Regions from separate parts of the Homo sapiens genome. Here region 2 is linked to region 1. A link is a loop called in an ENCODE intact Hi-C map of the cell type or tissue named here. Cell type or tissue: K562. All regions are shown on one strand.

What was found. Hi-C counts contacts between places; a loop is a spot of excess contacts. Peaks named below come from ENCODE experiments on the same cell type or tissue, not always from the same donor. Only the 100,000 strongest peaks of a DNase experiment are listed, where the experiment ranks them.
Region 2: it touches region 1 in a loop (2.9-fold over the local background); 2 of 110 quality-filtered maps call a loop at or near these places.

Annotation. Positions count from the first base shown.
Region 1 is chr20:22,334,418-22,342,417 of GRCh38, forward strand. No RefSeq gene overlaps it. Among named protein-coding and RNA genes, the nearest start is that of LINC01427, 56 kb to the left of the region's middle. RefSeq lists an enhancer at 1-48. In K562, a CTCF peak has its summit at 4,881 (motif pointing right); a DNase peak (open chromatin) is centred at 4,874.
Region 2 is chr20:22,467,814-22,475,813 of GRCh38, forward strand. LOC105372563 (a long non-coding RNA gene) reads right to left here and starts at 3,725. Exons shown (of 3, transcript XR_001754711.1): 1 at 3,567-3,725; 2 at 791-979; 3 at 214-251. In K562, no CTCF peak of the experiment used is centred here; a DNase peak (open chromatin) is centred at 3,978.

The sequences.
Region 1 (8,000 bases):
AGCTTACACCAAATATAATAAATGTCTGCCCAAATCTGTAATTTCTGTAAATACAATAATAAACGTGATCTGATATTTTGTTATTGAGATAAAAGAGATTTTCAGGTGAGATTCTTCTAGCCAGAAAAGCCAGTCTAGGAGTTAGATTTAAATGTTATTTCCATTCAGGTTGGGGAATTCAGAGGACCGGCTTGAAGTCAGTCCCCTGCCTGCCCTGGAGAATCAGCTGGGGGCCAGGGGACCACCACCTTGCTTCCTCTGGAAGAAGCACACTGTTAGAGTGCATCGGTCACCAGGCATTTCATGCCACACTAGGGCTGTCAGGAGTCCAATATCTAAACCAAGTGATGCCTGATCTGAAATAAGAGAACACTCTGAGTGGTCCTAATTTCACCAGAAGTACCATGTCAATGGTTATAAGTAAACTATTCATGTCGTCGGTGGCCTGGAAAACATTTAGAAACCTTCATGACCTTAATTCTTCTTAGCTCTTTACCATTTTTATAGACTTTCACTTGCAAATCTCATCTTATCTCATAAAATATACATGCGATGATATTTAAATTAAAGGAATTTATCACAATTAAATGACTAATTTCATATCTGGCCCAATACTTACTGTTCCTTTGCTATCTTTCAGAGGCTTGAGTTAGTTTACTTTAAAAGACTGTGTGGGGCCAGGCGCAGTGGCTCACACATGTAATCCCAGTACTTTGGGAGGCCAAGGCAGGCGAATTACTTGAGGTTGGGAGTTCGAGACCAGCCTGGCCAACATAGTGAAACCCTGTCTCTACTAAAAATACAAAAATTAGCTGGGCGTGGTGGTGGGCACCTGTAATCCCAGGTACTCTGGAGGCTGAGGCAGGAGAATCCCTTGAACCCGGGAGATGGAGGTTGCAGTGAGCCCAACCTGGGCAATACAGCGAGACTCAGTCTCAAAAAAAAAAAAAAAAAAAAAAAGACCACGTGCTCTCCTTCCAACAGCACAGTCTTTTTGAAATATCTGAAGCATGACCATGTGATGTAAGCAGACATCACTGAGCTGTTTCCAGACATCAATTTTTTGGTATTGAGCCTCAACAAACCTTTCTCTCATCCACCTGGTGCTGAGAAGTTATCCAAGAGCTAAGACAGAGCTCTCATTGGGGTCCTTGTGCACTTTTCAGAAATGAAAACAGATCTCAGAAAAGTCCATTCCAACCATATTCTGCTATCAATGGTATGTCTGTCCTGTCATGGTCTTATATTTCTCCCTCCAGTCTGAACAAATGTTACCAGTTTCAGAGTTTTTAGAATTCTTACCAGATAATAATTTCTCCAGCCCTCTGGGTTTAGAAAACAATACTTGAGGTAAGCTGTTTCTGATCTCCTGCTAATCTCAGATAATTGCTTTTGGGTTTCATGGGGAATCTGAAATTCTCTATGCCAGATTCACTGAATGGGTCTATGGGAAAGGGGCTTTTGGGAGACTTTTCACCTCTACTAACAAATCTGTCTTTAGCAGAGGTTCTATTGCAAAAGTGTCCTTTCTACCAACTGCCAGCTTGTTGTAAGAATCAAATACTACTAATAGGAACTCTAGATATTCTTAATCAAGTCCCCAGCTTCCTCCCTCCCTCCCTGCCTCTCTCTGTCCCTCCCTTCCTCCCTCCTTTCATTTTTTCTTTCCTTCCTTCTTTTTTTCTGTTTCCCTGACTTTGCTTCCTCTTTCTCTCTCTTTCTCCTTTGTCCTTCCTCCCTGTATTTTTTTCTTCCTTTATTTATTTATTTCTTAATTTTTACTTCTTAAATTGTTTAATAACCTTCTGGGAAACCCCCAGAACCTGGCTGTCAAGTACAGCTCTCTTGTTGGGTGGGTTTGAGTGGGAAAAGATATTTCTGAGCTTGACCTTGCAGTTCCTAGGAGAGAATATCAGGATTATGTTGGTCCCGCTGAGACTGCGGAACCTCAGGTAAAGTCTCCAGATGCTCTGCCAGTTTCCATTGAATTCTCTGACTTTCAACTTGGTAGTTAGTTCTTAGAGCTTACATTAAACTTAGACGTCACAACCTCAAGCCAAGAGTTCTGGGGGCCAGGCCTTTCTGACAAGTTGTGAATAAGCTGTACTTTCTGGAATAAGGACAGAGGCACCAGAACTCTAATGCACAAAGCTCATTGTAGAAAAGGCTACACATCCTAGGCCCACACGACCTTGTTTGGAAGTGCAAACCCAGCTACTCCACAGGCTGTAGCATTCTCTTGGACATGGATGGGTACACATTCTGGAATGGTTCCTCAAACCTCCATTTTACAAAACTAAAGCTACCATCAAGGGTTCTATTGGCCAAGTCGTGTAAATTGTTCCTGGAGGCTTTGCTTTCTGGGGAAATTCAGATCCATCACTGCCCCTATCTTTGGGCTTCAGAATGTTTCCACCTATTTGAATCTATTCCCATCTGTGTGCTCACTGCCTGGACAGTGTGGAGGTTTGGGGGACTGTGTGTCTCCAGGTTGGCTATAAGTTAACCTAGAATTTAATTTGGGTCTTTGGATGTCTCTTTAGAGTAAAACTTCGTGGATAATTATGAAAGTCAAAGATCCTTGAAATGCCTGCTCTTCCTTTGCAGCCTGGTTGGTTAGATAGACTCCAAAGGAGAAAATTAATTTTGAGGAATAACAACCAAAACTTAGAATGTGACTTTGCTCTTCTAATCCTTATAGAAAATATGTAAGATGTGGACTATTACTGATCCCCACTTGACAGAGAAGAAACTAAACCTTGGAGAGGTTTGGCAAATTTCCCAAGGTCATGAACCTGGTAAGTCACAGCAACAGGATCCACCATGAGGGTCATCTCGTGGCCTGTCCTATAAAGGCCATTCATTTGCAGGAAAGGTCTAGGAAGGCAAGGAAACCAATGTTTGCCAGGGCTTACTGTGAGTTAGATATGTCTACTCTTGAACATGCAGAAACACCAGAAAAGACTATTGATCCAGCAAAGCGAAATTTGTTTCACCTGCTGCATTTGCGGAGGGCAGTTGGGGGAGCCTCTGAGCATAGGGTCTCAGAACGGGGAAGTCAGGAAAGGATGTTTACTGGGTTTTAGTGAGAAGGCGGTAGTAATTTTTAAGGTCGATTTTGGAAGGTGGGAAGCCACTGGGTTTGGGCAGAGTTTCTGACCAACTATAGATTGGTAGCACAGCAAGATGAAGGAAGTGAAATGAACTAGTGTTAGTCTTGATAAGGAAACAATGTAATTGGTGCAGAGTCTTAATTTCAGGAGAAATTCCTGGATGTGATTTTTGCTTGTTCTCAGCATTGCAGGTAAGTCATTTTTGCTTGTTCTCCATATTGTTTACCAAGGCCATCTGCTTTCAGTTCTCAGGCACTAGGGGCAGACCAGTAGCTAGAAACAGACAAGATTCCTGCTCTCAAGGAGCCATGTCCCTGTTAGGTAGCCACTGTTCTTATTAGACAGTGTAGAAAAGAACGGGAGATGAATAATGATATTCCAATTTCCACACATAAGTGAAAGCTGGGTCTGGGATTTGAAGTTGAGACTTAAATTTTGGTTCTTTGAACTCCTAGCCTCTGCAATGGTAACACTCAGTCAAGAACATTCTCCACTCCATTCTTCTCTGCTCTCCCAGTAAAATACCCAGAGCAGGGTCATCACAGAGGGAAGACCAGGACTCTTGGGATCTCACAGAGATACTTGACCCCATGCTCATAGCAGCATTATTCACAATAGCCAAGGTATAGTAGAAAGAGCCTAAATCCCATCTGTGATGCATGGATAAAAAGAATGTGGTATACACTTACAGTGGAGTATTATTCAACCTCCAAAAAGGAAGATAATTCTGTAATCTGTGACAACATGGATGGAGCTGGAGGACATTATGTTAAGTGAAATCAGCCAGGCACAGAAAGACAAATATCACGTGATCTCACTTATACATGGAATCCAAAATAGTGAAACTGTAAAAGTCAAGGGTGTAATGGTGGTTTCCAGGGGCTGCGGGGGGAAGCAGAGGTGTTGATCAAAGGTGGAAAGTTTCAGCCAGGCGAGAGGAGTAGGTTCTGGAGACTGTGGTGCAGGATAGTGCCAACAGCTAATGATGCAGTATTGCATTCCTAAGATTCTCTAAGAGGGTAGAGCTTATATGACGCGTTCTTATAATAATAATAATAGGGGTGAGAAGAAACTTCGAGAGGTCTAGACATTTAATTATGTATAGCTTTATACATATTAATTTTACCTCAATAAAGTGATTTTTGAAAAAGAAAAGAAAATCCTCCTTGTGGAAATTTACAGAGGATGATTCCAGAAAGATACTATATCATAGACTATCAATCATTTGGCTTATCTCTCAAGCTCTTATAAACAGTAGGAATATTAATGGACTTTATTAACCTATAGGTCAATGAATTTTAATTTATTTAATTATCTTTAAATTTTCCTTGACAGGAGGAGAAAATAAGTAGGGCTTATTGAACAATAAAGAACATTTATTTTATATCAAAGTATAGGTCCCTATGCAGCCTTTATTTTATCTTTAATATTCAGAAGTGAATCCACAATGGCTTTCCTTCTTACTTATATGGCAACCAAAACTGTATGACATGGCAAAATATCACAAAACAGAAGCTAGAAGTTGAAGCTGTAATAAAAACTACCAGAATATGTGAATAATCTGATTTTTTAAATGGAATGACAGCACCTATGGTGTGGCTTTTCTTGCTAAACAGAGACACATTTTTATCCCTACAAATGGTGTCATGTATTTTTTTTCAGTCAGTTGTGTCATATTCTGGCTTCATACTTTTTTCCATGCTCATTTAAGGCCATGGAGTTGTCTAATACCTGTTAAGATCTTGGATAGTTTTGACCACCAGGAGGCGTGTTAGACCAGCAAATTGACACTTCGTCACTAGCGTCCATCCTTGAACACTTCGGAAGATTAAAGGTTAAAGATGAACGTGAGCCTCACTGAAAGTGATTGTAGAGAGATAAAGAGAAGGATTATAATTTTCAAAAGAAACTCTGAGGGTTTTTTTGTTTTGTTTTGCTTTTCAATTCAGCTCAAACCAAATGGTTGCTTTTTTTCCGTTTTTGTAAACTTGCGTCATGTACCTGTGAATTTCGGGCAGGGGCTGAGGTGTGGGGAGCTCTGCTGAAACTTTAAAGCAGAGTCGTGATTCTCTGCCCCCCTCCATTACAAAAGGCAGGCAATAATGTAAATAGAACGTTAGACAGGCTGTGGTTTGTGCTCAGCTGCTCAGGGTTTGCAGGACTGCTGCTTCCAGGAATCTAGCTTTCTCCAGGCTCAGCCTCAATTCAAGTAAGGCTGGACTGGCAGGACTAAATAGAAACTTACCCACTTTTGTTACCTCTTTTCTGAGTCCAGCAGGGAGGCAATCTTAGATCGTAGAAATTACTGCCCTACAGAAATGCCGATGTCCAGAGAGAAAGTGGCATGTCTAGTGCTGTTAATTTCACTACTGCTTTGTGTTATCGCTTTAATAAGATAGGGACTTATCCCAGCGGGGGCTGGGAGTAATGCCATTATTAAATGATTTTCTCTTGGCTCCAAACCCACCTTTCTATATCCTGCCTTGTGATGCCAGCACTGGGACTCTGCAAACTGCAGTTGGGCTTGGCCAGATGCTCCTGGCAAGGGGACGCTAGAGTGAGGCCGCAAATCTGGAGGGAGAGGGGCCCGACCGTTCCTCCTGAGGACTTCCTCCTCCTCCCAGCATCTCTCCAGCAAGGCCGCTTCCACCCAGCAGTGGCAGTTCCTTCCCACTGTTGCAGCTGAATCATGTTTGTAGTTTTCCAAAACTCACAAAACCAGCCCTATCATGCCCTCTTAGAGACTTCAGCTTACCCTTGCATAACTCCAAGTCCAAAGCCTGTGCAAAACAGTTCAGCTGACTTGGAAGGGAGATTGGCAGTTTCTTACAAAAGTAATCATATTGTTACCCTGTGAAGCAGCAGGCAGGCTCTTTGATATTTGCCCAGATAAGTTGAAAACTTGTGTCTCTACAAAAAAACTACATGAGAATGTTTATGCCAACTTTATTCATAATTGCCAAAATTTGGATACAACCAAGATGTCCTTCAACAGCGAGTGGATAAACAGACTGTAGTACATCCAGACGATGGAATATTATTCAGTAATAAAAAGAAAAAGCTAACCAGCCACAGAAAAAGACATAGAGGAACCTTAAACGCATATTGATAAAGAAAGAAGTCAATCTGAAAAGGCTGCATACTGTATGATTTCAACGATATGACATTCTGGAAAAGCCAAATCTATGGAGAAGTAAAAAGAGTAGTGTTTGTCAGAGGTTCAGCTGGGGTGGGGTTGTTGGGGATGAGTAGAGGGAGGGATGAATAGGTACAGGAGAGACAATTTTTTAATTTTTATTTTTTTAAGACGGGGTCTTATTCTGTCACCCAAGCTGAAGCATGATCATAGCTCACTGCAGCCTTGAACTATGGGACTCAAGGGATCTCCCATTGCAGCCTCCAGAATAGCTGAGACCACAGGCACACACCACCACACAAGCTTAGCACAGGAGATTTTTAGGGCAGTTAAAAGTATTCTGTATGGTACCCTATGGTGGATGCATGTCATTATGCATTTGTCAAAACCCATAGGATGTACCCAAGAGTGAACCCTAATGTGAACTCTGGACTTAACTATGGACTTTAATGAATAATAACATAACAATATTGGCTCATCAATTATAACAAATGTACCACATCATTGCAAGATGGTAATAATAAGGGGAGTGGGGGGGTGCAGGAGCATATGGGAACTTGATACCATCTACTCAATTTTCCAAAAACCTAAAACTGCTCTAAAAATAGTCTATTAATTAATTATTTAAGAACTCAAAGAAACAAAAGCCTTGGCAGTGTTTTTTACATTGATCAGTTATGTGCCCCACCATGGCTGGTCCAGGCCTGAGTCTCTCTTGCTCCACTCTTAGCATCTCCTGTGTGTATTTCGTCAAACCCATGTCAACTGTGTGGGCCACTCTCTGAACTCCTCCCTCTCCATGAGCTCCCAGGATTTTCTAGTTCCCTGGAGTCCCTTTTTAGGTCTTCTGGCAACAAAGCTGGAATTTTAGTTACTTGGTTCTGTGTGTACTTCAGCAACTGCATCTGCATCGAGTGCCGAGGGATAAAAGTAACAGACAAAAAAAAAAAATCACCAGCAGTTTCAGCACTTTAAGTTCCAGTCCTCTTCTATGAGTCACTTTTCAGAGTCCTCACAGCTGCCCTGTGCCTTATGTTCAGGTTTTATAGCGACATCCGCTGAGCAAGATGAGTGGCATGTGCTTATCCCATTATACGTGGGACCAGGACTTCTTATTATTTAGATATTCACATGACCAGTGCCAAATGGATATATCGGCTATAACATAAAGTGACCTGCACCTCTCAAAAATGCCAAGGTCAAATCAGACAAAAACTACTGAGGAGTTGTCCAAAATTAAAGCAGACCGAAGAGACGGAGCATAGCTCTAAAGTATATCACTGGAGAAACTGGCAACATTTAAATACAGTCTGTGGATTGAAAGTATTGTATCCAAGTTAAATGTGCCGATTTGGGTAACTGTTATGGTTATGGAAAGGGATATCCTGTTCTTTGGAAATAGACACCAAAATATATATTAGGCAGAGGGGATGCTATCTTTAGCTCACTTTCAAATGGTTCAAAATGCACATACACATACACTCTCTCTCACATACATATGCATGCACACGCGCACACACACACACACCTGCACATGCATGCAAGCTGAGGGGTGTAGAAGAAGGAACAATCCTAAAGGGACTGCTATTCCTAACCTGACCCTGTCCTAGGCCACCAGCACACAGCACCCAACCAGCATTCAACCTTCCGACTGGACATGGACACCCTCTAGTTGCCTCAATGGCTCAGGGCACATGCGGAGGGCTGGCTGGGCCCAGCTGACAAGAATTCATATATTTGGTGAACTTCCT
Region 2 (8,000 bases), 130 kb after region 1:
ATGCCTGTAAGTAATCCCAGAACTTTGGGAGGCCAAGGCAGGCGGATCACTTGAGGCCAAGAGTTCAAGACCAGCTTGATCAACACGATGAAACCCCATCTCTACTAAAAAATACAAAAATTAGCTGAGCGTGGGGTTGCATACCTGTAATCCCAGCTACTTGGAAGGCTGAGGCAGGAGAATCGCTTGAACCCGGGAGGTGGATCTGAGATCGTGCCATTGTACTCCAGCCTGGGCAACAGAGTGAGATTCTGTCTCAGGAAAAAAAAAAAAAAAAAAGGAAAAAAAAAAAAAGAAACTATCACTTACTGGGGTTTGGTATGGCATCAAAAAAGAATATCCACAGCTGATTTGAAAACACTATTTAAAAATTTCCTTTTTCAACAACAATCAGTATAGTTTTCTTCCTATACTTCAACCACAATAATATAATACAAACAGATGAACTCGGAAGCAGATACGAAAATCTGGTTGTCTTTTTAAGCGTGAAATTAAAGAGATCTGCAAAAATGTAAAAAACATCACTCTTCTCCAGAATTGTTTTTGTTTTGAAAAATAGTTATTTTTATTTAAAAACATGTTATTCATGTTAGCATTTAACTGGTTGATTATTATTTCAAGATTAATAAATGCATATTTTTATATTTCCTCAATTTTGATTTCTAATATGGTAAATATAAATAGATTTTGCCCACATACGTAAAAGCTCTCTGGGGACTTCAGTAATTTTTAAGAACGTAAAAAGCCTCAAGACCAAAGAATTTGAGGACTCCGAAATTCAAGTACTCACCCAACTTAGCTTTAGAGTGAAGGGTGGAACCTTTGGCCTACCAAGATCTATTTGTCAGTTCCAATCAGAGAAATGTCAAAATCTTGAAGGATATATTTAAGGAGTCCAGAAAGGTTTTCCATACCAGCCTATCAGTAAAGCTCAGAGCTTAGTTCCTTCCTGAAATCTTGTCCACCGGCTCAGCCAAGTCTGCAGAGTGGGGTGAAAGCTTAGTCTTAATAAACATTCATCTAAGCAGCCCCTTCTCTTTTTAAGCAAGGGGCTTCTGAGATTAGGTGTTCGCATCAGAAAGGGGCGGGCACATGTGACACCCTGAGGACATCTGTCTCATACAAGGTTTCTCTAATACTCACAAGCAAATGAGAGCTGCCCAAAGGAGCAGACAGAAAGCAAGTCAAACAGCCCCTAGCCCTGCTCTGCAGGAATAGTGCAGAACTGATCCATGGCAGGATCTGCAGCTTGGATGCTATCTTTCAATTTCCCCCAGGGTGGGTCAGTTGGAGCTGGAGGATGTGCTGGCGAGATGCCCCACCCATCGCACCGTCAGGCCCTGCGAGGAGGAGCACTCCATCTGTTTGCTCATTGAGGAAGACTAGGGTGGGATGTATTACAACCACCACTCCTACTGATTCTCAAATTGGAAGACCAGAGCTTGCAACACATCTATCATCTCCAAGACCTGTTGCTGTTGCTTCCTAGAGTAAGAGAAAGTTTCCTAGATACAGTTTTCTATGTCTAATTCAGACAAAGGGCAGAGGCCCTGAGAGGCCTCCAACTGCAGAAGACATGCTTAAACTTGGAAATTCCAGGCCGTTAATAATCACAACCTGAAAACACAGCATTGTCAGCGGTGGCTGTTGGAGTTGGTCAACTTCGCTAAGAGGCATTCAGTTTCTCAACTCGGTAATGCTAAGAAGCTACTTCCCTTAGGCAATCTTGCTGATTTTGGTGAATCTTACAACACTCATTTGGAAAATTGCTAAAAATGACTATGTTGAATAGAAGATGGCACTCGCCTTCCCTTGTGATTTCTACAGAATATCCTGAAATTGCTTTTGCGTCAGATAATACACATCTTTATTTATAGTGCTGTGCTGCTTTAAATCGCAACCAAAGCCTGCATAATACTTACCTACATAATATTTTATTACATTTTAGGTTTGCATGTTTAGAAAGCATTTAAATTTTATGAAAAACAATACAGATAGTTTCCTGATTGTAAGGAAAATAGAAAAATGATAAAAAGCCATCTTTATCTTTCATGAGAAGACACCAAGCCTGGGTATGTGTTCAGTTATATCTCCTAGAGTTACCATGATGCTTCACCATCACACCTTTTAAAACAAATTAGTCATGCATTTATTTATTTGTTCAACAAAATTCAAAGTATCTTCTAAGCAATGGAGTTGAAGAACTTGAAAGAATATTGTAAAATGTAAATCATGAAAAATATGACAGAAGAAAATCAGTCACTTTATAAATACAAGTTGGCATTATGTAACTATTTTTATTTAATGTGTTTAACTTTTACAGATGATGTTTTTTAGAAAAAGATTTAGTAATTTGCTCAAAGTCACACTTAATTTTTTCAAGCATCAGAAACCAAACAAAACAAAAAGAAAGAAACATGCCTCCCTCAGTTTTGGTCCAAAAATAGGTATTTCATAAATATTTGTTCCTTTTTTTCTCTGAATTCAGATCCTGGTCGTCTTTCCCTAAATTTCCTTTTTTCTTTTGTCGTGGTTATATAGAATTGAATATTTATAATGAAATAGACCTGCTGACTGGGTCACAGTGATAAAAGATGCTGAATGCTTCTGGTTCCAAGTAGTTGCAGTTGATGAATGAATCCCAGGTCCTAGCAACTGTGCTTAAAGGGATACACCTGCTTACAGGTGGTTAAGGGGAGATCTATTTCTATACATGGGACTGCCATAAATCAGAAGGAGATCAAAACATTTAAAGCCAACCAAGCAGGCAACATTTTTTGAGTAATTGAGGCTTGTTTTAGAAAACAAAAAATGTCTGTGTTAGTCCTTGTCTGTCAAACATTATTCTCTGTTTGATTAAGCTATACAAACAGCAGGACTCTGATGTAAGCAAGATTTTTTCTTTTTGTATGCTGTACATAAATGTCTTTAATCTTTTGAGTTAGGAATTTATTGGTGGAGTCTTCATGAGTAAATCCAGCAAATCTCTGAAATAATTTTCCCTCCAAAAGGAAATAGAGCAGGGAGGAGGCAGAGAAGGGTCAGTGAAACTCAACCCAAAAACAAAACAAAACACATTTTCCTGGAACAACAAAGTAGGTAAGAGTCCAGCTGACTTTTAGCCAGCTTAAGTCTGGGGTCTGGGTGAATGTGCCTTGGGTCAGGTGACGATAAAGGGACTTCAGACCAACTTACCAGCTGCAAATGAAAGTTCTTTCTTGGGATTTCAACAATAAACCAAACAAACCCACAGCACCATCCCCAAGTCTGCTATTCCAACTCCAGGAAAAGATTCCACACAGAAGGTCTGCAGAAGACAGTTGGACCTGGAATGGTTCTTCTTATTTTAACAAAAAGAGTGAAATGTGGATGCTTAAAATACACAAAAGGTTTGAATCTTGACTCCTGTGAGTCTTGACATTTGCATTTTATTCTGGGAATTTTCAAAGGATAACTGTGAGTCGTTAATCAAAGGACTTTTAGACATTGGGTGCATTTGTTTGCCATGGCTGTGTAACAAATTCTACAAACTGGGTGGGTTAAAGCACGAAAATTTTATGTCTCACAGTTTCAGAGGCTGAAGTCTGAGATGTAGGTGTTGCAGGGTGGGTTCCTTCTAAGAACCCACTCCATGCCTCCCCCCAGCTTCTGGTGTTTTGCTGGCAATCTCGGACTTTCCTGGGCTTGTAGACCCATCAGCCCGGCCTCTGCCCACGGTTGCACATGGCGTCCTCCCTGCATGTTGTCACCTTGGAGTGGGCCTACCCTATTCCATTATGACATCATCTTAAGTAAACACATCTGCAACGACATAAGGTCCTCTTTCCACATAAGGTCACATTCTGAGGTACCAGGGTTATGCCTTCAACATTTAGAAGTGGAGTGGGGCACAGTTCAGCCCACAACCATGGGTGTGGTAGTGTGTTTGTATGTGTGCGCAGCCACCCTCACCCTTTCTCCACCCCGCCTCCTCAGAGATGCCACACCCACTTCTCAGACTCCACTCTTCTCTCCCAGGAAGCCTGCTAGCACCCAGCCCGCCCCACCCCACAGACAAACACACACACCAGATACACACCACACACACACATCTCCACCACAGCACACCCGTGCACACATGCATCACACTACACACACATCACTAATACTACACACACAACCTGCACAACACATGCACACCACACTACCACATACATACCATACACACCACCACACACACATACACCACCACACACATACCATATACACCACCACACACACCACCACACACATGCAGAAACACATACCAAGCTCCCTTCTATGTGTTTTCGTAGTGTTTTAATTATAGCTCTATTGTAAGTCACCAAATTAAACGTTTATTATAGTTATTTATATTTCCTGCCAACTTCTTCTAATTTGGTCATTTAAGCAGCTGCTATGTCTGGTTAATTTTTGTTTCCCACAAACAAATCGGTGTCACATGCACAGTAGTCTCAATGAACATTAGGTGAATTAAACCGATTACAATGAAATGAGCGTTAATCTAACAGGCACAGAAAAGAGAATGAGTAACTGCACGGCAGTGGGAGCGTCAAGGCCAGGTTGGGGGTGGTGAGCTGCGCGTTTTCTCCCAAACTCCATGATGACAGTGGCTCGGCACCTCACCCCCTGTGCATAGGGATTGTAGTGTAAGCCTAGCTTCAGAGCCATTGCAGCAGGATGTAAGGTCCCCTCTGATGACAGCATTAAAGGACCCTGACCCGTAGGGGGAGTTCACCCACACTGAGGAGAGGCCGGGGCCACACTGCTAAGGGCCAGGCAAGACAGACCAAGGACTTGAATTCCACAGGAAGGGCACGGGGAACCACTACACGTCTTCCCGCGAGCTGAGGTACAATATGACTGAAGCTGCACTTTAATAATGGACCATTAGGCAAATTTATGTGCAAAAATCTCCACATTTTGCAAACAAGGCAGGTATGCGTTGTCTGGTTCATCGGAAATTCCATGCACAACTTGATGCGCTCACAAATTCGCAATTCAGAATTAATTGGTTTTAGGCCATGCATTTAGGTCAGATCACCCAGACATTCCATTTCATGTGGTGAAAAGAAATTAAGTCAATTTTCCCCCCGCCAGACCCTCGGCTCTCATCTCGCAGGCCTGGCGTGCGTCCCTCTGCTCGCACGGGGAGGAAGACAACCTTTAAAGGCATTCTCATTATTTCTCAGGGAGATGTCATTAAGTACTGTAAACATGTCCTGAATGAGTCCGTGTCACAAAGACGGCAAAGTGTTTATAGAATAAAAACCTATAAGCACCAAAATGAGATAAAATGGGGGAGGGGGAGAGAAAGAGGGAAAGAGAGATTTTTTTTAAAAAAAAAAAGGAAAAGGAAATGTCTTCCTGACCAAGTTCAGCTAAGGTGTGGACTATGTGGTAAATTTGCCCTAATGAGCTTTAACTACAAAAGAAAGCAGGGATGGAACCTACCTGGTCCATGGGCCCAACTCTCTGTTCCCAGGACCCTGGCAGACATCACTGACTCATCACGCCCATCTCCCTTCTGAATTCACCCCAACTGCCCCTGTGAATTCACACCTGGCAGACATCACTAATCAATCACACTCATCGCCTTCTCTAAAGTCACAGCTGGAAGACATCACTAATCAGTCATGCCCATCTCCCCTCTGAATTTGCCCCAACTTCCTCTAAAAATTCACACCTGGAAGACATCACTAGTCAATCTCACTCATCTTCTCTAAAGTCACAACTAGCAGACATCATTAATCAATCATGCCCATCTCTCCCTCTGAATTCACACCTGGCCTCAGAATTCTTGCAAGGAAGCAGTCTAATCAGCCATTCTAAGTTGCAGTTCAAACTGATGGATATTTCTGTTGAGGGGAGGCTCCAGGTGTTTCTTTCCTAAGCCTATGCTACTGCACTATAACAAGAAGAATTATTGCCCAAGAATAAATGAACACACTGTCTTACTTGAACATTTTCCTATTTGTTAGTTTACTTTGCATTGTTGTTTACAATCAAGTTCAGGAGAAAGACACTCAGAAGTCTGCATTGATTTTAATCCCCCGGAGCCTGACAATGTGTGAGCACACAGGCTGGAGATGTCTGGAATACCTGGTGCATGGAATTAAAGTTCATCAGTGTGTTCCTTTCCAAAGAGGAATGATAGCATTAAGGCTCTCCTTTGGGGCTCTGCCCTTGGCCACCAGAAGCCTTTGCCCTCCTCATGCAGATGGCAGAAGTGCCTGAAAGTTTATACCCCACCTGGGGCAAGCCATAGACAGTGATTGGCAGTGTGGGGTATGAAAGCACAGCCACCTTGCTTGCAGTGGGACAAGTACCTTACATACCAGAGTCCCTGCAGGGTCAGGCTGAAGGTCCCCTCTGCATGACTTTGAGATAACACCTCTCTTGGCTTCCTCCCTTCCTGGCCTGGTTTTTCCCCTTCCTCATCGACTTCCCCTGGGAATACATTCTTAATACTTGATCACTTGTACGGGCACCCTTGTCTTGAGTACAGAAAGAGCTGTGGGTAATCAGCTCTTATAAGGCAAAGTGTACACCTGACCTGTGTTCTGTCACTCTAAGTTGTGCCAGAGCTGCTCCTGAAACTCCTCTTGCCCTCTTTCCCAGGATATGCCTGGCTGTGTCTGTACCATGGAGAACAAGAGGCTGGAACAGCAGGAGCCCATCTGCTGAGTTCTACAAAGGTCTTCACATGGAGATAATGCACAGTGTCTGTTGCACAAATAAGTAGCTACCAGGAGACTTCAGGCCGGGAAGTCCTAGAAATAATATTGTCCCCAAAATCAACTGAAACAAAACCATTAAAAACTATCAAAATCTACCCAGTAGGAAGTATAAGAAGAAACTAAACGGGACTACAAATGTCTTTTCAGGATTTCTGGAAAAGTCTTACAGGTATACAAATATTAACTGAAGAAGCTGAGAAATCACAGATAAATGAAAAATGATACCACCACTCAGGAATTATGGCTAACACTCAGGAATACTGCTATTTTGGTATTCTACATATAAGAATGTATATGTAGACTTCTGTGAATATGTATGCAAATTTAACCACAAAAAAATTACAGTAGACTTTTTTGTAATCTGCTTTCATTTAATCATAAATGCTAACCACAGAGTTAGCATTTGCTATGCTATTAAGCAATTCACAAAGTAGTTTTACTTATTTTATTTATTGTATTTCACAGGTACAGTGATTTGTTTTGTTTTTAAATAAACAGGCAGAACTTCTGCACCGAGATGAATATTAATTCCTTCACAGCAATAACCTCAGGGGCCTATTCTCTAGTCAAACAGAGTAAGTGTTATCAAAAACAGCCTTTGCTTGTGAAATTTGAAGTCTGTGATGCTTCTAAAAGATACTCAAAATGATGAGGCTCTTCATTTGTTTAAAACAGTTTAAAGTCACTCAAAGCCAACTGTTTGAGAATGCAGATGAGAAAAATGGGTAAAAGTGCCTGCAATCAAAACTAAAATGCGACAAGAGGGCAATTGGGTTGGATAGCAGGGAGGGGATTCACGTTTCATGGATAAACTACACATAGGATAAGTGAATGCAAGTACGTCCACAGGAAGGAATAACACCCACTTAGATTTATATTTACATTGTATTGCCTTTATTTTCTTTTAGATACCAGTCTCATTACTTACAGTACAAAGTCACAGGATATTATTTAGACATTTGGTTCTTTCCTACTGTGGGCCTTTGCTCCAACCGCAGTCTGTACCTGCAATACCCCATGACCCTATTCAAGACTTCTGGAACTCTCAGGTCTGCATCCACCTCCCCCATGTCCATCATGGACAGGGCCTCAATTACACTGGTCACCATCAGAACTAACCCTGAGGATCACACCATGAAAGACCCTGCCTTTTCCATCTTGCTGGTCCAACAGTGCCCACTACAGTGTTTTTCTGAGAGTTGAAACTTGAAATTCTGAACTGAAAATACTCACTCCATATTT